Regions from separate parts of the Homo sapiens genome. Here region 2 is linked to region 1. A link is an interaction called in ENCODE POLR2A ChIA-PET data of the cell type or tissue named here. Cell type or tissue: OCI-LY7. All regions are shown on one strand. Each heading gives the region's core, and the rest is flanking DNA. Links, peaks and the distances in the headings are about the cores only. Region 1 overlaps FUT9 (fucosyltransferase 9). Region 2 overlaps UFL1 (UFM1 specific ligase 1).

The links. ChIA-PET counts read pairs that join two places held together with the same protein. Peaks named below come from ENCODE experiments on the same cell type or tissue, not always from the same donor. Only the 100,000 strongest peaks of a DNase experiment are listed, where the experiment ranks them.
Region 2: POLR2A ChIA-PET joins it to region 1 with 6 read pairs; 2 of 35 experiments call an interaction of 5 or more read pairs at or near these places.

What each region holds. Positions count from the first base shown.
Region 1 is chr6:96,172,957-96,190,294 of GRCh38, reverse strand. All of the region lies in intron 2 of FUT9 (fucosyltransferase 9), which reads right to left. Among named protein-coding and RNA genes, the nearest start is that of FUT9, 170 kb to the right of the region's middle. In OCI-LY7, for the core only: no CTCF peak of the experiment used is centred there; no DNase peak of the experiment used is centred there.
Region 2 is chr6:96,530,995-96,534,994 of GRCh38, reverse strand. UFL1 (UFM1 specific ligase 1) reads right to left here. Exons shown (of 19, transcript NM_015323.5): 7 at 674-732. Among named protein-coding and RNA genes, the nearest start is that of UFL1, 11 kb to the right of the region's middle. In OCI-LY7, for the core only: no CTCF peak of the experiment used is centred there; a DNase peak (open chromatin) is centred at 2,394.

The DNA of each region.
Region 1 (17,338 bases), core at 7,189-11,188:
AGCCGATCTGACTAACAGCTGATCTCTTGGCAGAAACTCTACAAGCCAGAAGAGAGTGGGGGCCAATATTCAACATTCTTAAAGAAAAGAATTTTCAACCCAGAATTTCATGTCCAGCCAAACTAAGCTTCATAAGTGAAGGAGAAATAAAATCCTTTATAGACAAGCAAATGCTGAGAGATTTTGTCACCACCAGGCCTGCCCTACAAGAGCTCCTGAAAGAAGCAATAAATATGGAAAGGAACAACCGGTACCAACCACTGCAAAAACATGCCATATTGTAAAGACCATTGATGCTAGGAAGAAACTGCATCAACTAATGAGCAAAATAACCAGCTAACATCATAATGACAGGATCAAATTTACACATAACAATATTAACTTTAAATGTAAATGGGCTAAATGCTCCAATTAAAAGACACAGACTGGTAAAATGGATAAAGAGTCAAGACCCATGAGTGTGCTGTATTCCGGAGCCCCATCTCACTTGCAGAGACACACATAGGCTCAAAATAAAGGGATGAAGGAAGATCTACCAAGCAAATGGAAAACAAAAAAAGGCAGGGGTTGCAATCCTAGTCTCTGATAAAACAGACTTTAAACCAACAAAGATCAAAAGAGACAAAGAAGGCCATTATATAATGGTAAAGGGATCAATTCAACAAGAAGAGCTAACTATCCTAAATACATATGCACCCAATACAGGAGCACCCAGATTCATAAAGCAAGTCCTTAGAGACCTACAAAGAGACTTAGACTCCCACACAATAATAATGGGAGACTTTAACACCCCACTGTCAACATTAGATGTACACTAAAATTTGGGGATTCCTCCAATAGCGTGATGTTTCAAACCACAGATCACATATTACCATTCTGTTTTAGGGCTGTTGATGAATTCCAATTGCTTATAAGATAAAAAAAAAAAATGTTAAAAGTCTTCATGTAGCTTAAGGAGCCCTGGATGATGGGGACACAGCTTTTGTCACCAGTCTCAGCACATGCCAATGTTGCATTCCCTCCATCACCATGCTTGTCCCTCTCACAGAGCTGCTCCACCAGCCCTCACCTCTCCCTGGAGCAGATTCCCTCCTCTCTTTACTGATATATTCCTTTTCACTTTTTAGCTCTCAGTTCTACTGGCAGTAGCTTGTGAAAAGTTCCTGACAGTCTCCCAACCTTCCCCGAACAGTCTCCCAACCTTCCCCCAACACACTAAATCAAAACCCCAAGTACACATTTTATAGTACCACGTGTCATTTTTGCACAGCATTTGCCACAGTATCAAGTTTACCTAGATTTGTGTGAGTATACGATTAATGTTGTCATCTCTGTTCAATTGTAACCAGGCTCATAAGGCAAAGATTGGGCGTTTTTACTCAGATTCCAGTCCCTAGTGCCTAAATCATACTTGTCATATTCTTGCTCTCAACGTATGTGTTATGACTGACCAAGGAGCTAACAACCATTCAGCATTTCCAATGTTTAAACCACCAGACTAAGATTTTTATATAAATTTTACCATTTAATTTTCAGGAAAAATGTATTTCTTACTGTTCATTTAACAAATATATATATATATATCAAATAATATATATTTGTTAAATGAAAAATATATGTGCATGTGTTTAAACACACACACACACACACATATATATATATTTCTTTCTATATGCCAAGCATGGTTCCAAGCATTTTGCAGGTAATAATTCCTTTAAATCTCACAACCAGATGAAATATGGGTTAGAATTACATCAGTTTTTCCAGATGAGGAAACTGGTGTACATCTTTCTGCCTCAGGTCACACGTATTGCTTTAAGAATAAATGTTGACAACTGAGTGCAGTGGCTCATGCCTGTAATCCCAGCACTTTGGAAGGCCAAGGCAGGATTGCTTGCTACTCAGGAGGCTGAGACAGAAAAATTGCTTGAATCCAGGAGTTCGAGGCTGCAGTGAGCTACGATTGTGCCACTGCACTCTAGCCTGGGCAACAAGTCAGGTCCCATCTCTAAAAATTATATATATACATACACACACACACAAAAGAGAGAGAAAATGAAGATTCCAGTTAACAGTTGCAAAGACTTCTATGAATTATATGAATGAAAATTTATTTTATGATATATATTTCCCTGGAGTCATTGTTAATTAGAACAAACTAGATTCACCAACACTTCCCTGTCTGTTCTCTTTCTGGAAGCCAACGGCCAGGAACAGTGGTCACGTGCCATCAGGAGAGTGTAGAAAGGTGAATCAGAACAGTGAAGGAATCTAGATTTGTTTTATTATTGGGGTGTTTATGAAGAAATTCAAGGAACATCAAGGATTAATGATGCATTAATTGCTGATCCAAGGCCTCTGTGATAGTTGTATCCCCTCCTAGGCACATTCTCTTTCAGATAAATTCCTTATGTGCTGCTTTGTTGAGTCAGCTTTCAAAATTAACTAACCTCAAAAAACCAAGTTGCCTAAAAACAATAAGGGGAGAGATAAGAAAGAATGTAAGTAAACATTTCACTTATGTCCCAGAGTTTTCCACACAACACCATCAGTTGATAATTTTAAAATATTTATTTTAATCACTTAAAACAAAATAAAGAATTCCCTCCCTGTATATTTTTATAATCCAAATTCCCTGGATCTCATCAAGCTACTATATAAGGTCAGATATTAACTGACTATATTGTGATAGTTTGATCCTTCGTTGATCTTACCACTGAAAATTTCTTTTCTTTCCCCAGTTGTTTCTGTAAAAGACCACAGGAGTTTTATATGGATTCCAAACTTTTCTAGGAATTACAGTCTGCACCCACCCTACTTGCCCTTTATCATTTGGCTGCCACTAGTCTGAGAATCTGTCTGATGCAAGCTCATTTCTGCTCCTCCCTATTGGATGTGTGGGCCCAGAATCCCAAATTCAGTGGTTCCTTGACCTCTAACTCTGCAGTTGCCAGTCTGGCTTTATGTTGCAGTTGGAAAACTGACTATCTGAATCAAACTTTCTTGCTGGTTTCAGTGGCTTTGAATTCAGTGAAACACTCACAGCATCTCTTCCAGAACATTTCCCTTAATTTCTGGTCCTCTATCTGCTAATGATAGAGGCTTTAGTCCAGTTTACAGGGCAGGATAGAGAATCCATGGGAAACCAACTGCTTTATCCTCCTTGACTCTTTCCTACACCCTTTTTTCTAACATTAGGCTTGGCTGGTAACCTGGTCTAATCTTTTGCTATTATGTTTACATAAAATTCTTGCTCTTCCAGTTTGTGATGGTTAATTTTATGTGTTAACTTGCTTGGGCCATGGGATGCCTGGATGAATGGTTAAACATTCTTTCTGGGTGTGTCTGTGAGAGTGTTTCTGGAAAAGATTAGCACTTAAATTGGCGGACTGAGTAAAGCAGATAGCCCTCCCTAATGTGGGTAGACATCATTCAACCCATTTTAAGGCCTTAATAAAGTAAAAAGGTAGAGAAAGGCTGAACTTGCTGTCTGCCTGACTGGTTGAACTGGAGCATGGATCTTCTGTCCTCAGGTTTCCTGGTTCTCAGCCCTTAGATCTGAAATGGAATTGACACCATTGGTTGTCTGGGTTTCAGGCCTTCAAACCACTCCCAGCTTTTGTGGGGCTCCAGGTTGCAGACAGCAGATTGTGAAACTTTTTAGCTGTCATAATCGTGTGAGCCAATACCTTATAATAAATCTCTTTCTATACAGATAAATTTCTTTTATATGTATTCTATATATATGATAAATCTCTTTACTGTTGGTTCTGTTTCTCTGAGAACCCTAATACACAGTTACAAAACAAACACCATCGTGCATATCAGGGACGTTAACATACTAAGAAGAAGGCTGCAGGAGTCAAAGAGAGAGTATTACCTTAGATGGGGCATTGCTATGACAACAGTTTCTGCATCAGACCAAATTTTGCAGGCTGATCATCTTTTGAGCTCATGGGAAACTAATTAGCACCAGCTTTGCTGGGATTAAATAAAAATGTATCACTGTGGTTAATTAGGAGCTCTGAAACTTCAAGTTCAATTTACAATAAGAGAACAAACTAGTAAGAACTGAAATAGAAAAAATAAGCCACAAAGATGTCAACAGCCTAAGAAATAATATGATAAAAGTATAGATTATGAGAAAAGTAAAGAGATTTTTAGAAAAAAAGGCAAGTTTAATCAGCTTGCATCTGAGTAATCTGAAAATGAACTAATTAACATACTTTTTGGAAAATGATGTTATTAGAAAAAAGGTGGAAAGGCAGAGTTTAGAAGTAAATATCCAAGAAAGAGAAATCACTAATCTTAGAGAGACAAATTTCTCGAACCTTGGAGGGGAGGATTTTTCTTATATCGGGAAATTTTTTGGCTCCATTTCTTTCTCCATAGTCTGAAAGGAACATCCTCAAGGGTCATCTTATATTTTGCTCTGATTTCATTCCTAATAAACAATCTTGTGAATATTTAGTTTACCAAGTTGCTAAATACTCAGAAGAAAGTTCCATATTTTGTGAACACAATAGAAAAAATGGAGGCCACTAGAAGAGAATACATCAAAGAGAACATTCTTGCTTTTTTCCCTCCCACCAGAGTGGAAAAGACATCTGTCCTCACATCTAAGGCTGATCCCTCCTCATTAAATTCTGAAATCTAAATGGGTAAAGTTACCTCATTCTGCAGATTATTCTATATTTTTGCTACATCATCCATTTCTATGTTTTCACTGGTTGTTTTCTATCAGAGTTTAAATAAAATCGAAGTTCTCTTATCTTCTATTAAAGAACCTCCATCTTCCCACACATTGCTCCTCTGTTTTCTCTGTGGCCACAAATAGCCACATTATTCATATACCTGCCTAAGGCTCTGACTGGAAATCATTATTTATTTCTTCAACTGCCTAAATCCTACATCTAGTCAATTACTATATTGAGTCCATTGAAATGCTGTGATATTTATTAAATCTCATTCCCTCTCTCCTTGCTATTGTTACTTCATTGTTTAGGCTTATATCATTTTCTGTATTATTATAATGAAGCATTCACTATTATAAATGATGTTGGTCTTGCTTTCCTCCAATTCAAAACAAACACGATGGCTTGAGTGTTATTCCCGCCTTTCATTCCTTCTGTTAAAAAAAAAAATTCTAAAAATATTGTTGAGGAGGAAGGAGTTAAAGCAGCTAGCCTGTGACTTCTTTTGATTATCAGGGGATTCCCCTAGGGAGTGGGGAAGGAAGGTTGGTGGCCTGGTCTAATCTCCTTGTTAACATAACAACTGGGTCCTCAGGGCAACAGACTAAGAACGTTTGCTTAAAAAAAAAGCATTTCTATCTATGAGCTACTTTGAGAAATGTGTTCTTGATTTAGAATTGCTTACTGTAAACAAACCTAAACTTTGATGGATTTATGAGACATGGCTCACTAGGGAATGTCACATAAGCTATACAACAATCTTAAGTATAAAATAGAGATGCTTCTCTCTCAGACCACAGCAGAATAAAACTGGAAATCAACTCCAGAAGGAACCTTCAAAACCATGCAAATAAATAGAAATTAAATAACCTGCTCTTGAATAATCATCAGGTCAACAATGAAATCAAGATGGAAATTTAAAAGTTGTTTGAACTGAACGACAATAGTGACACAATGTATCAAAAACCTCTGGGATACAGCAAAGGCAGCATTAAGAGGAAAGTTCATAGCTCTAAACGCCTACACTGAAAAATCTAAAGAGCACAAACAGTAAATCTAAGGTCACACCTCAAGGAACTAGAGAAACAATAACAAACCAAACCCAAACCCAGAAGAAGAAAGGAAATAACCAAGATCAGAGCAGAACTAAAAGAAATTGAAAGAGACAAACAAACAAAAAAACAAAAGATATATAAAACAAAAAACTGGTTCTTTGAAAAGATAAATAAAATTGATAGACCATTAGCAAGATTAACCAAGAAGAAAGAAAAATCCAAATGAGCTCAGTCAGAAACAAAATGAGAGATGTTACAACTTACACCACAGAAACACAAAAGATCATTCAAAGCTACTAGGAACTTCTTTACATGCATAAACTAGAAAAGCTAGAGGAGATGGATAAATTCCTGTAAAGATACAACCCTCCTAGCTTAAATCAGGAAGAATTAGATACCCTGAACAGACCAAAAACAAGCAGTGAGATTGAAATGGTAATAATAAAAAATTACCAACAACAAAACAAAGTCCAGGACCAGATGGAGTCACAGCTGAAATCTACCAGACATGAAAAGAAGAATTGGCACCAATCCTATTGAGACTATTCCACAAGATAGAGAAAGAGGGAATCCTCCCTAAATCATTCTATGAAGCCAGTATCACCCTAATACCAAAACCAGGAAAGGATATAACAAAAAAAGAAAACTACAGCCCGATATCCCTGAAGAACATAGATGCAAAATTCCTTAACAAAATATTAGCTAACTGAATCCAATAACACAGCAAAAAGATAATCCACCATAATCAAGTAGGTTTCATACCAGGGATGCAGGGATGGTTTAACATATGCAAGTTAATAAATGTGATACAACACATAAACAGAATTAAAAACAAAAGTCACATGATCATCTCAATAGACACAGAAAAAGCATTCCACAAAATCTAGCATCCCTTTATGATTAAAACTCTCAACAAAATCAACATAGAGGGGACATACCACAATGTAATAAAAGCCATCTATGACAAACCCACAGCCAATGTAATACTGAATGGGGAAAAATTGAAAGCATTCCCTCTGAGAACTGGAACAAGACAAGGATGCCCACTCTCACCGCTTCTCCTCAACATAGTACTGGAAGTCTCAGACCAATCAGACAGGAGAAAGAAATAAAGGGCGTCCAAATAGATAAAGAGGAAGTCCAACTGTCACTGTTTGCTGATTATATGATTACATACCTAGAAAACCCTAAAGACTCCTCCAGAATGCTTCTAAAACTGATAAAAGAATTCAGCAAAGTTTCCAGATGCAAAATTAATGGACACAAATCAGTAGCTCTCCTATGCACCAACAATGACCAATCTAAGAATCAAATCATGAACTCAGCACTTTTACAATAGCTGCCAAAAAATAAAAAAAATGAAATACTTAGGAATATACCTAACCAAGGAGGTGAAATACCTCTACAAGGAAAACTACAAAACATTGCTGAAAGAAATCATAGACAACACAAACAAATGGAAACACATCCCGTGCTCATGGATGGGTAGAATCAATATTGTGAAAATAACCATACTGCCAAAAACAATTTAAAAATTCAATGCAATTCCCATTAAAATGCCACCATTATTCTTCACAGAACTAGAAAAAAAATCCTAAAATTCATATGAATCCAAAAAAGAGTCTGCATAGCGGAAGCAAGACTAAGCAAAAAGAACAAATCTGGAGGCATCACATTACCTGATTTCAATGTATACTATAAGGCAATAGTCACCAGAACAGCCTGGTACTGGTTTAAAAATAGGCACATAGACCAAGGGAACAGAATAGAGAACCCAGAAATAAACCCAAATACTTACAAGCCAACTGATCTTCGACAAAGCAAACAAAAACATAAAGTGAGGAAAGGACACCCTATTCCACAAATGGTGCTGGGATAATTGGCTAGCCACATGTAGGAGAATGAAACTGGATCCTCATCTCTTGCTATACACAAGATGGATCAAGGGCTTAAACCTGAGTTCAAGATGGATCAAGGACTTAAATCTAAGACCTGAAACTATAAAAATTCAAGAAGATAACATTGGAAAAGACCTCTAGACATTGGCTTAGGCAAGGATTTCATGACCGAGAACCCAAAAGCAAATGCAATAAAACCAAAGATAAATAGCTGGGACTTAATTAAATTAAAGACCTTTTGCATGGGAAAAGGAATAGTCAGCAGAGTAAACAGACAACCCACAGAATAAGCGAACATCTTCACAATCTATACATCTGACAAAGGACAAATATACAGAATCTAAGATGAACTCAAACAAATTAGCAAGAAAAAAACAATTCCATCAAAAAGTGGGCTAAGGACATTACTAGACAATTCTCAAAAGAAATATACAAATGTCCAATAAACATATGAAAAAATGCTCAACATCACTAATAATCAAGGAAATGCAAATCAAAACCACAAGGTGATACCCTTACTCCTGCAAGAATGTCCATAATCAAAAAATCAAAAACTAATAGATGTTGGTGTGGATGTGGTGAACAGGAAACACTTCTACAGTGCTGGTGGGAATGTAAACTAGTACAACCACTATGGCAAACAGTGTGGAGATTCCTTAAAGAACTAAAAGTAGGACTACCATTTGATCCAGCAATCCCACTACCGGGTATCTATCCAGAAAAAAGTAGTTGTTATACAAAAAAGATACTTGCACATGAATGTTTATAGTAGCACAATTCACAATTGCAAAAATGTGGAACCAGCCTAAATGCCCATCAATCAAGGAGTGGATAAAGAAACTGTGGGTTATATATACGGTGGAATACTACTCAGCCCTAAAAAGGAATAAAATAATGACATCCGCAGAAACCTAGATGAGATTTGAGACTATTATTCTTAGTGAAGTAACTCAGGAGTGGAAAACCAAACATTGTATGTTCTCACTCATAAGTGGGAGCTAAAATATGAGGATGCAAAGGCATATGAATGACACAATGGACTTTGGGTACTCAGGGAGAAAGGAGAGGGATAAAAGACTACAAATAGGGTGCAGTGTATACTGCTTGGTGATTTGTGCACCAAAATCTCACAAATCATCACTAAATAACTTACTCATGTAACCAAACACCACCTGTTCCCCCAATAACCTATGAAAAAAAAATTAAAAAAGAACTATGAAGAAAAAAAATAAAATGGAGATGCCTTATAACATAAATGCTTCCTATTGGGTAAGGTGACATTGTAGACTTCTATTATTCTCAACCAGAGACTATGTGTTCTAATGTGAAAAAGAGGGCTGTGGAAGCTAGTAGGATGTTTTAGATCTCTTCTTGCCTCTTCATTGATTGGATCCTTAAACTACAGGTAAAGCTTGATACTGGACACAGTCTTTCATTGAAGTGAGTCTGATATGACAATGTGATTTTTATATTAACTTAATGTTTATTGTATACGATTTTGAAAATACACACATAAGTAAATGAAAGCAGTCTATACTTCAACTCACAGAATTAATAACAATTTCTAGCCTTTACTGTATAGATCTATTTCCTTATCTTAACTATATATTTACCTATCTACTTTCAATGACTAACTATGTATGTTATTTTTAAAAACAGTAATGAGAACCAGTAGGTAAAGATCTCTTTTCTCCTGCTTTTCTTTTTTTTTTCTTTTACTTAACAGTAAGTTGGGAGCATTTGCTTAAGTCATCAAGAAAAATTTCATTTTTATTTACAATAACCAAGATATAGAATTAACCTAAGCGTCCATCAACAAATGAATGGATAAAGAAAATATACACAATAGAATACTGTTTAGCCATAGAAAAGAACAAATTCTGAGCTTGGAAGACATTAAGTGACATAAGTTGGGCACCAAAAGATAAATACTGTATGTTCTCATTCATATGTAGAAGCTAAGAAAGTTGTTCTTACAGAAGCAGAGAGCAGAATAGTGGTTACTAGAGGTAGGAGAGTGTTGGTGGCAGGGGGATAGCCAAAGGTTGGTGAATTGATACAAAAGTATGCATGTGTTAAAATATCACACTGTACTCCATAAATATGTACATTATTATATGTTAATTAAAAATAATAATAAAACCAAAAAACCCTTCACTTACATTTAAAAAATGTAAACAGGAAGACCATCCACTGGTTTCTGGACTATGTGGGGCACATGGCACATTATTCTGTCTGACAACACTTACTCTGGACACAGCATGCCTGGTTTCAAATCATGGATCTACATCTGGCTCTCTGTGAAACTTTTGGGCAACATCCCCAACCTTCCATGTCTCAGTTATTCATCTAAAAACTGAGAAAAATGCCACTATGCTAGATTTGTGCATGTAAAATGAATTGATACATGTAAGTAACCTGGGATAGTCCCTGGACATAGCAAACACTCAGTAAACATGACCGGGAAAAATTGTTGCACTTACACTTGCATGACTTAAGATGTATACTTGTTTCATTATTGAATATGAAATTGCCACCAAAGCAGTAGCAATAATAAACTTTGCATTTCCTCTGAGAGACAGGATTGCAGAAGATTTTCCATGAAGTAACCTAGTTACTTAACCATCGAGCAATAGGTCACCTCTCACAAAAAGAAAGTGGTATTTTACAGCATGAATGTGTCACTAATTGTCATTGGCCACAATGCAAAAGGCAATTTGCTCCATTTTAACTTGATTTTGTCTCATCTTTTAGAGTAATTACTGCACAATTATTTTGTCATAAGCTGTGTGTTCAGTAGGCAAATCTGGCTGTACGAGATTAAGAAACTCATTTTCTCTGATGTACTTTGCCCCTCTTTGACCTTCAATTTCTGAAAACATATTTTTTTTCAGGTGTTCTCTTTGGGAATAAGTGATTTTCACTCATTATCATTTTCTTAATTTTTATTGTTCTTATGTATAAGAATTCCATCTTTTCTTTCAGCCAGCAAGGTAACTTAACCAAAACTTTGCATATAACAAATGTTCACTAAATATTTTTAAGTTCATGTATTTATGTAACATAGTGTTTTGAATAGTATCCCTCTTAAATAATGCATAAGCAAAAAAAATTGTTAAAGTAACATATAAATCCTGTTGAATAATAAATACCTTTGAAAGATTTTGTCTTAGTAAGAAAGATGTTCCTCCTCTGTGCTCCCATAGCTGCTGTGCATCTCTTTGACATAGCACTTGCATTATAATGACACTATAATTGATTTGCCTGTGTTTCTCCCCTATTAAACCATAAGCTCCATGGAGGCATGAACCAAATTTGTTTTGACTTTCTATTCTTTGTACTTAGCACAATTTCTGGTACACGGGAGACATAAATATCTACTAAATGAGTAAATATGTATTGAACAAATAAATATAAAAAATGAATGCATGAAAGTTCAATCAAACATTCTAACCTGATAGTTTTTTTCTTGGTTTGTTTGGAATGAAGAAGGACGAATCTTCTATGGTCATATACAATACGGGATGACTATACCTAAGATCCCAATAACTATATATTTACAGCTATAACAATTTCATTGCATTGAGAGAATGAGGTTTCTGCTTCTTGTGGTATAAAATAAGACCCAGATTCTTTCGAAATCCCAAAATGACAGAAACTACAAAAGGTGTTTTTTTTTGTAGTTGATAACTGTGAAATCAAAGTATTAATGAGATCCTTAAAGAAAAAGGACATATTTTTTTTCACCATGTGATTTTATGGATTGCAAATAGTGAATGCTGATGTGAAGCAAATATTGGCACAGTGCAAAAGGGAGATGGGAAGTGGATATCTCTGTGTTTATTATATTAAATGATTAACATAATGATAGGTAAAGAAGACCCTTAGATACTACAGTTCATATTCCTTCCATTTATATTTCAGTTAAAAAGAAAATCAAATGAGGAATTGAAACCCATAAATAATTCTAAAAATGATGGATTATTCAAAGCCTAGAGCTGGTTTCTCTTTAACTAATAATTGTGAGGTGGTTGCCAATGGAAACAATTTCAAGTCTTATGTTGACTAAAGACGAAGAGACTCATTAGCATTTGAGCCGAGGACAATAGAAAATATTCAAAAGACAATTTTTCTCTGGGAGGTATCTTTATGAACATCTAGTCTTATAGCCTTATTATATAGTTTGATTGTATTTTCAAATAGATACATAAAATTTCGATTAGTGCTAATATCACATATTTAGTGGCACAATAGAAATGACAAACCACATATATTAGCTTCTGGGCCAAGACTTCTTCCATAATACAGTGTCTCCCCTTTTCATAAAATGAGGAAATACGTTGTGATATTAAGAATTCAAAATGAATTCAAATTGAATTCATCAAGTGGGTTAGGATTAAAACTTAAACAAATGTAAATTCAAAAGGGAAAAATCGTGCCTGGATATTGAATTGACCCAGTGGCTTGTCTTGGCCATCCTGGTACACATCCTTTCCTATCTTTTTCCTGCTTCCAACACTGCCATTATGTTCTGGGCCTCTGCACCCAGCAAAGTCTGGCATCATGGGAGCTGAGGAGAATGGCAGTGTAGGTGGACCCCAGAATTTGTTCTTAAGTGTGATGCTCTTTTAGTCCTTTTAAGAATGGGAGTTCCTCACAGTATGAGCAAACAAAGGCTGCCTATCAAAGACTGCTTCTGCTCTGGGGAAAAAGATGTCTGTATAAATATTATTGGTTGGTGTAATTCTAATGGAAGAGTAATAATTTTAAGAATAACTAGTTCTTACTAAGCATTTACTATGTGGCAGACTCTATATTGAGGACCTTAGTAACATTAAGTAAAAAAATGATAATAATTTTAATACCTTATAGGATTGTTTTGAGAATTAAATGAGATAATATATCTAAATGTTTAGAAACTGCCTGACTTACCCAGGGGCTGGATGAAAGATAGCTGTTACTATACTTACCTCATTTAATCCCAGTGATTCCATGCAAAGGTGGAGAGAAGTTCATTTATTTGGAGGCTTTGGGGCTGGAACACAAACCATGCTCTTTACCAGGAGTTAACTTCCTGTCTTCCAGGAATTGTGGTTGAATGAGAATTAGGAGTGTAGTCAGAAACAGATAGGTTTTCTGTTTTTTTATATAGCAGGTGGTCAAGCTTTATTTAGCAAATTCTGTGAACCTTAATTTTTTCATTTCTAGATGAGTATAACAATACCTATCTAGGAGGACTGTTGTAGGGGAAATTTAACATAACATGTAACTACATTATTTTCCTTTCTGAACTTTCTCAATGCATGACCTTTATCCTAGCTGGCTTGTCATCTATTTTACCTTGGGGGTGGGTAGGATAAGTAAATTCAGATTTATTAGAGAAGGACTAAGAAGAGAAAGAAGACTGTAATTTTCACCTTCTGACATATAGTAAAAGATACAAACTCAATTGTTTTTAGAGAAAAAAATTTTAATGCTTTTAAACATATCAAGATTTAGGATTGAGGGAAGTTCTCTGGGTTTGATCTAAGTGAGGAGTATCACATAATTTAGGGTAATATTTAAAGGAGATAGAAGTGGCCTCTCACAAACCATGGGAAGAGCCAACAGTATAGTCAGACACCTGAGATCTTGAGACAGTTCTCCAAATTGCCCTTGTTTTATGTATAGTATGGGTGGGATGTAGATGCAGCTGGAAAGCTTGTCAGAGGGGATTGCCATAATGTGATGAAGTAGCTGTGGGACCTGCAGAGCCTAAGACTAAGCGGCAGTCACAGCCAGACCCCTGAAAAGTCATAGCGCCAAAGGAGCTGAGGAGAACCAAGACAGCCAGGCAGCTCCACATAGTGCCCTTCCTGGAGAGTCCCAGATTACAAATTATCCCGGCCGCAGAACCAAAGCCAGCAGGGCAAGCCAGAAGCAAGGAGCCAGGAAGCATGGCCCTGAGGTTAGCAGATGAGAAGATGCCTCTACTCATTCTCTTGAATTTCAACTGGGCAAGAAAAATAGGTGAAAGGAGAGAATATCTGGGCGAATGAAAAAGCAAAATTTCCCAAAGGAACTGTTTAAATCCACAGTCAGCAAACTATAAGCCTGGTGGCCAAATCCAGCTGCTGCCTAATTTTTAAATAATATTTTACTGGAAAACAGCCAGATTTACCCTTTTCTACATTGTCTATGACTGCTTTTGTGCTACAATGACAGAGTTGAGTAGTTGCAACATAGACTGCATATTAGGGTTTCCCATAGAAACAGAACCAATAGGATATATATAAATATAACATATATTATATATCATTGTATATTATATGATATAAAATATTTCAAATACATATTTTATAAATGTAGAGAGATATAAATAGGAGGGGATTAACTAGAGGAGTTGGCTTATGTGATTATGGAGGGCTGAAATCCCACAGTATGAGGTCCACAGGCTGGAGAACCAGGGAAACCAATAGTGTGGCTCGGTCCAAGTGCAAAGCCTGAGAACCAGGGAGTGGGCCATGTAACTCTCGGTCCAAGGCTGAAGGTAGAGAGGGAAGGGGCGCAAGCCCTGGAGTCTGAAGGCTGGAGATCCTGGAGTTCTGATGTCCAAAAGCAGGAGAAGCTGAATGTCTCAGCTCCAGAAGGGAGAGAGAGAGAGTGAATTCTTCTTTCCTCTGCTTTTTGTTCTGTCTGGGCCCTCAGCAAATTTGTTAGTGCCCAGTCACGTTGGTGAGAGCAGATCTTCCTTACTGAATCCATTGATGAAAAGCCAGTCTCTTCTGAAAACACCCTCAAAACAGACATCCCCAGAAACAATGCTTTACCATCTATCTGGGTATCCCTTAATCTCATTAAGTTGACATCTAAAATTAACCATTACAGACTGAATGGCCCACATAGCCTAAAATATTTGCTCTCTGGCCCCCTATAGAAAGTTTGCAATCGCTGGTTTATAGCACCAGGTAAAATTTATTTTAAAGTGTAATGTGCATTCATTTACTTATTTTTTCATAATATTTGAGGCTCAGGTAGAAGGGCAGAGTAGTTTTAAACAAGAAACTCTATATTTTCAATGTACATGCCTATTAAATCTACATTAAACTAGGTGCCCCATGGCATTTGTATTTACATAAGTATCACAGCTAGCCACCGAATAGGTATAATATTTGGTATTTGATTTATATATTTAGCATCGAGACCATTAATTTTTCTCTGTTTCTTTCAAAGTGACCATATAGCTTACACATTTATTAGCAGACAATGTAGTATTGGGGATGTATTTTGTTGAGATAAAAGATGGAATGAGACAGATAGGAAACAAAAATACAAAGCCTTACCTTTACTCAGTAAAGACAGAGCTAAATGTTCTACTGGGAAGGAGAAGCAGGTGACGGGGCCATGGACTTGGAGAAGCACTGTTTCTTTCTCTTTAATGAGCTCCAACATTTCTCTCCTAAACTGTAATGTCTGGTAACTGGGAGCCACAAGATATTCCTTTAGCTTTAAATAGTTCTTGAAAGACACTTGATATCTTGCTGAGGACATTTTCTCAGTCCAGCTCCAGGAAAAAAAAAAAAAGTCTTCAATCTAGCTAATGCCTAATTATTAAGGTAAAATCGTGATCGGAATAGCAACACTATTATTTAGTCCACAGCAATGTTTAGTCTAAGATCCTGAAACTTTTTGAAGTCAGCCACCCCTTTGGGATAGATGAATGCTTTAGAATCTGATGATTTTTTCTAAATGCACATATATGAAATGGATTGCATTGAATTTCAAGGAGCTTTGGTTTGTGATGTTTTCTAGGTCATCAGTTTAGGACTTCAGAACTGTTATGTATTGAAAAAGTCTTTGAGTTTACTATTATTTACTTCCTAACTGTGCATTCTTATCTTCCTTCATTTATTTCCATCTTCTTCAACCTTTCTAACCTAGTCACACTTTCTCAGTTCACTTTATTGTTTCTTTTCCTGGTTCCAAATAAAAGCACAATGATGAACTGGGGGAAAACAAGACCATAATGTGTGTATTTTGTTATCGTGGTAATAGTGAGCCTCTTATTTAGAGACCCCTGTGTCTATTTCTGCCAGAAGAAAAATCCTGGTAGGTATTGTCTCTTCATTCTCTGCCTGCAAGTATTGCTGTACTTAACTGGTGAAAGATGACTGTGCCAATCTATAATCTTATCCAGTGGGGATGTTTTTTTATTTTTAGGTGTAATTTACTTCTTTCTTATTATAATTTGCCATCATTTAATTTGATTCTGTCCCCATGTAGATGGAAAACATCTGGTCAACCATTTTTACAGCACTTTTTATATGCTTGAAAACAGTTATTAGTAATCCTCAGTTCACATTTCTTTAATAATAATCTAAGTTTCTTTAACATCTCTATAATAATGTGCTGCCCTTAAATACAAAGCTGGAATTGTTAGGACATTAATTTTGAGTCATTTTACAGGAGTGGTGAAAAGTTTGTATTTATTTAATCACATCTCTTTAAAGTGTTGCTTGTGAATTTCTAAAGTAGGGCTTGAAGTGGTCTGTGACTGCAAAACCCATGAAGGAATTACTGGGCCACAGGATTGCATATTTCCTGTCTCAACCACTGGAGCAAATTCCTCATTTTAGAAGTCCTAAATACTTCTTGTATTTTTCTTAATCTTGATTCATATAATAAAATTTCACATTCCTTTTTATAAAAACTAAAAAACAATCAACACAAATAAATTATTAACTATTTTGTTATGCAAAATGGTTTTTTAATAGAAAATTTTAATGACAACAATATGGCTGTCACATTTAATTTAAAATTCAAAACTCTTTTAGCAAAGCTGTAAGAAGATAGCAGCAGATCTTAGGAGATAGACAGTATTAGAGAAAAAAAATTTGTGTGATTTTTATTTTAAATGTCCATAATACATTTTGAATTATCATATTTAGCATATTGTAAATATAAAAGACAAGATGTTTCATCTTGCCAAATTCTTACCTTTATAAGACAGATGTAAGAGTATTTTATCTGATAAAATAGTCACCAGTTTTTTCTTTTTTTTGTTGAATAGAGTTTAAATGAAAAAAGAATATGAATCAAGGAAACCTCTAGTTAATAGAGAGAGTGAGAAAAGAACATACTGAAGGCCCAATTCTTGCCATGGAAGAGGCAAGGTCATATGACGATGTGTGATACATTCTCCAACTTATCCAAGAAATATGATCAGTCGTGAACTTTATGTTGAGTACTGTTCAAATTGCTGTTGAACAGCAGGTAAAGATGGAAAAGTTCTCTTCTCTCATGTAGCTAACATTTTAGTGGAGAATGGCAGACAAAATAAACACAAGAAAGTAAACAAGACAATATCAGTTAAGGCAAGTCCTTTGAGGAAAATAAAATAAGGCATAATTCTACAGAGAGACTAGTGTCTACATAAGTAAGATGACACAGGCATTCTTAAGGCAAGACTTAAATGACAAGTGGGAGCCAGCACCTCAAATATCTGAAGAAAAATCAGCAGAGAGGAACTCAGGGAAATGGAAAAATGCCATTGTGACTGGACAGAATAATGTGTGTCTGTGTAATTACTCATGTACTATTCCTCACAAGAAATGCATTTTCTGGCCTTTTCCACCAGCCCAAATTCACACCTCCCATTTTCTACAAGTCTTCCTCTAAATCCATAAAACCATTCATTTTGACTCCAGCCTTA
Region 2 (4,000 bases), core at 1-4,000, 350 kb before region 1:
ATCAGTCAAACAAAAATTTTAAAGTTCATATTCTGAAAATACAGTGAAAATTAATTTTTGGTTCAATACTTGATATTTCTTTTCCATTTTTCATTTTAGTTCTTACATTTGCACAGATAATCTGAGTTGAAAGACAAAATCATTGCTTTTAAAAATTTTCAGCAAAGCATTAAAAAAAACCCTCAAAACCTCCCAAGAGCTTCACAAACAACATAATGAACAAAGATTATTTTCGAGTTAATATGTTGTTTGAATGATAAGAATATACTTTTATTGCTATCAGCTCTTGGTAAAAATTGTTAGTGAAACACAATTTACTTTCATATTAGATAATGTAACAAAATCATAAGAAACAAAGTAAAAACTATTCTTAATCTTACAATTTTAAATCTCTATATGTACATGTATAATAGAGTGTGTGAGACATATATTTTCATTATAAATGCTTACTTTTTTTTTCATTATACTCCTCTAGGGCTAACCAATATTAAACGTTTGGTGAGTGTAACAGATAGGTACATATATAAAACTTGATACAAAGAAACTTTTTTAAACCAGGAAATATTTTAGTTACATTAACAATAAAAGAGGAAAAAACATTAAAGTTAGTAAGTTTTACATTAATAGTCTATTCAGCAGCTAATTAAGTAAATATAATTTAAACCAAACTCACAGTAAAGAAGCTGCTCCTGAAATCCATATTTTGAAATCAAAGAATTCACAGCTGTAGGCCTTTATGGAAAGTTAAAAAAAAAAAAACTTCTTACTCATTATAGTGTTATAGATTAATGAACTTAAAAATAGGATAATTAGAATTTAAGAAAAATACTGTTTAAAAGAAAAAATAAAGTCAAAAATTACACCAAATTTTAAATCCTTAATTGGAATTTTGCTACTGAAATATCAGGGAAATCAATTTGTACTTGCAATCAAGGATCAGTTTACATTGCCATTCCACTAAATTCTCAGATTTCCATGATACGTAACTATTTGCCTTGGTCTTTAGGTTTTTCTTCAATGTTTTTTCTGTCTGGGAGGCTCTTTCCTTACTTGGGAATATTCAAGTGGATGTCATATGATTCCATTTTTGAAGAAAAATGAGATCATATGTGCACTGAAAATGTTTGGAATGACATGAGGCTAGATTAGGGTGACTGAGAGGGATCCATTTAAAATCTTTTTTTTTTTTTTTTTTGCTTTTGAGTATTTTCTATTTTCTGCAATGACTATGCATTTCTTTTGTTAACCAGTTTTATTGCAATAAGGTATAATTTAAATTACATGAAATCTACCCCATCGTTTAAGTGTACAATTCAATGATCTTAATACATTTATAGAGTTGTGCAACCATTGCTACAATCCAGTTTATAATGTTTTCATCACCCAAAAAGTTACTTGATAGCTATCTGCAGTTAATTCCTGCTGCCACTCCTAAATCTAGATAACTATCTGTTTTCTGCCTCTATAAATTTGCCTTTCTAGCCATTAACATAAATGGAATTAATATGTGGTCTCCTTTCTGTGTTTTTGAGATTCATCCATGATGAAGCATGCATCAGTAGTTCATTCCTTCTTATTGATGTTCATTCCCTAGTATGAATATACCACATTTTGTTTATATACTCATCAGCTGACAGACAGGTAAACTATTTCTAGTTTGTGGCTACTGTGGATAATGCTCCTATGAACATTTATGTTTTTGACTTTGTATCGATGAATGTTTTCATTTCTTTGGGGTGGACTCCTATGACTGTATCTCATTTGTAATAACTATAGTTTTTTTTTTTAAAGGATACAAGAAAAGAATCTAGACTTTTTATTCTGATTACAATTTCTTTTCTATTCCTTTTAAGCCAGTATGCCTGTTCTCTCTAGTTAAGGTTAGTCTTTTCATTTTTAATGCATATAACAAAACGACTTAAGTAATTCTAACATTTCAATCCTCCATTGTTGATTATTTAGAATATTGTAAATATTTTCTACTTCAAACTTGTGAAAGCAGAAACAGTTGTATGAAAATAAATTGACTATTTAAAACTTCTGTGTTTTTGAGTAAATTATTATTTTTACCAAATTCTTAGGATCAATTTGCTTTTTATTAAATTGTTTTACTCAAAATTTTCAGCTAAATTATGTGGAAGCACAGCAGGGGCTTTAGTCAGTTTAGTGTTGCTATAACAGAAGACTTAAGGCTGGGTAATTTACAAAGAAAAAAGGTTTATTTGGCTCATGATTCTGGTGACTGGAAAGTTCAAGATTGAGCAGCTACATTTTTTGAGGGTTTCAAGCTGCTTCAATTTACGGTGGTAAGTGGAAAAGGAGAAGACATGTATAAATAAATCACATAGTGAAAGAGGAAGCAAAGGGGAGAAACCAATGAAGCCATAATCCTTTCAACAATATACTCTCTTGAGAACTAATCCATTCCCATGAGAACAATAATTCACTCACCCTGGTGGGAGGGCATTAATCTATTCATGAGAAAGCCACTCCTGTGACCCAAACACTTACTAGGCCCTACTTCCCAATACTGCCACATTGGTGATCAAACTGCAACATAAGTTTTGGTGGGTACAAACCACATCCAAACCATAGCAAACCTCCAAACCAACAAGGTCTAGGTCCTCTGTGAATTTTGCTCTCCTTTGTTTACCTTATAATTGTTACAACCTCTCATGTTTTTTGTCTTTTGTTCCCTTCTACGCAAACACATCCTTACAAAAATGTAGAAGGCTCCTTGAAGGACTTCATCTTAAAATGTCTAGGTACCTAGCTTATTGTGGGTGTTCAATAAACAATGAATTGAGTTGTGCAAAATTTCTAGCTTTTTTTGTATGATGAAACTTTAGCTGAATTTTTACGTCAATTTGGAATACAACGTATTTAGTATACCTACATACATCATTCTTCTCACTAACTGCTTCCTGCTCTTCTCTCTGGCTATCCATGATAACAAGAAATATCCATAAAAACAAAAAATATAAACTTTTTAAAAGTCAGAGATGCAGGTGTCTCCTTTGAAGTTAGACTAGAAAAGTGGGATGGTTCGTTATTTTTAAGAGACAAATACAAAGATATGGTGCCTTAAATGGTACTATCTGGAAGCCACACAACCTAGCAACATCTTTTGAGGCTCAAAACTTATTTTCCTCTCATTATTTGATGGTACCTCCATATAGCGAAACTCAGGACTACTATGAATGAGAAAAACACAGCTGATTTTGATGAAAATTACCATCACCACAATAATTAGTCAAAGAAAAAAGGTAAATATTTATAAATAGGAACAAAGATATTTTTAGTTTTTAGTTTTTGACAAAGTAATAAATGAACAGGGTACAAAAAAGTTACAAAACTGAAGAATCCCTCTCCATTCCTACCACCCAGCTACCCAGTTTCTTTCCCCAGAAACAACCACCCATTTCTTGTGTTAGGAGGGTGATGTGGCACAGACTGTCAGAGCCTACATGGAATAAAGAGAACACCCACATGAGAAAGGGAGCTGCAGTAGCAATGGGAAACCAGTCACATAAGGGGAATTAATCAAGTAACTAAATACATTAAGGATAATAGGAGTTAGATTTTTCTTAGTCAGTGAACAAAGCTACAAACATGGAAAAGAAGGAAACTAGAATGAAATGAAACTTACGGTATTGGACTAGAAATGGAAGTATCAGCACAAACTCACAGTTTTCAATACACATAAAGATACAGAAATACAGATGTATAGAGGGGTGTATGTACATGTGTATATGTATCTCCTAGTTCAACGGTCCCCATCCTTTTTAGCACCAGGAACTGGTTTCATGGAAGACAAATTTTGCACGGACCCGGGTTGTGGGGGATGGTTTCAGGATGAAACTGTTCCATCTCAGATCATCAGGCATTAGGTTCTCATAAAGAGCGTGCAACCAACATCCCTTGCATGTGCAGTTCACAATAGGGTTCACGCTCCTATGAGAATCTAATGCCGCCACTGATCTGACAGGAGGAGCAGCTC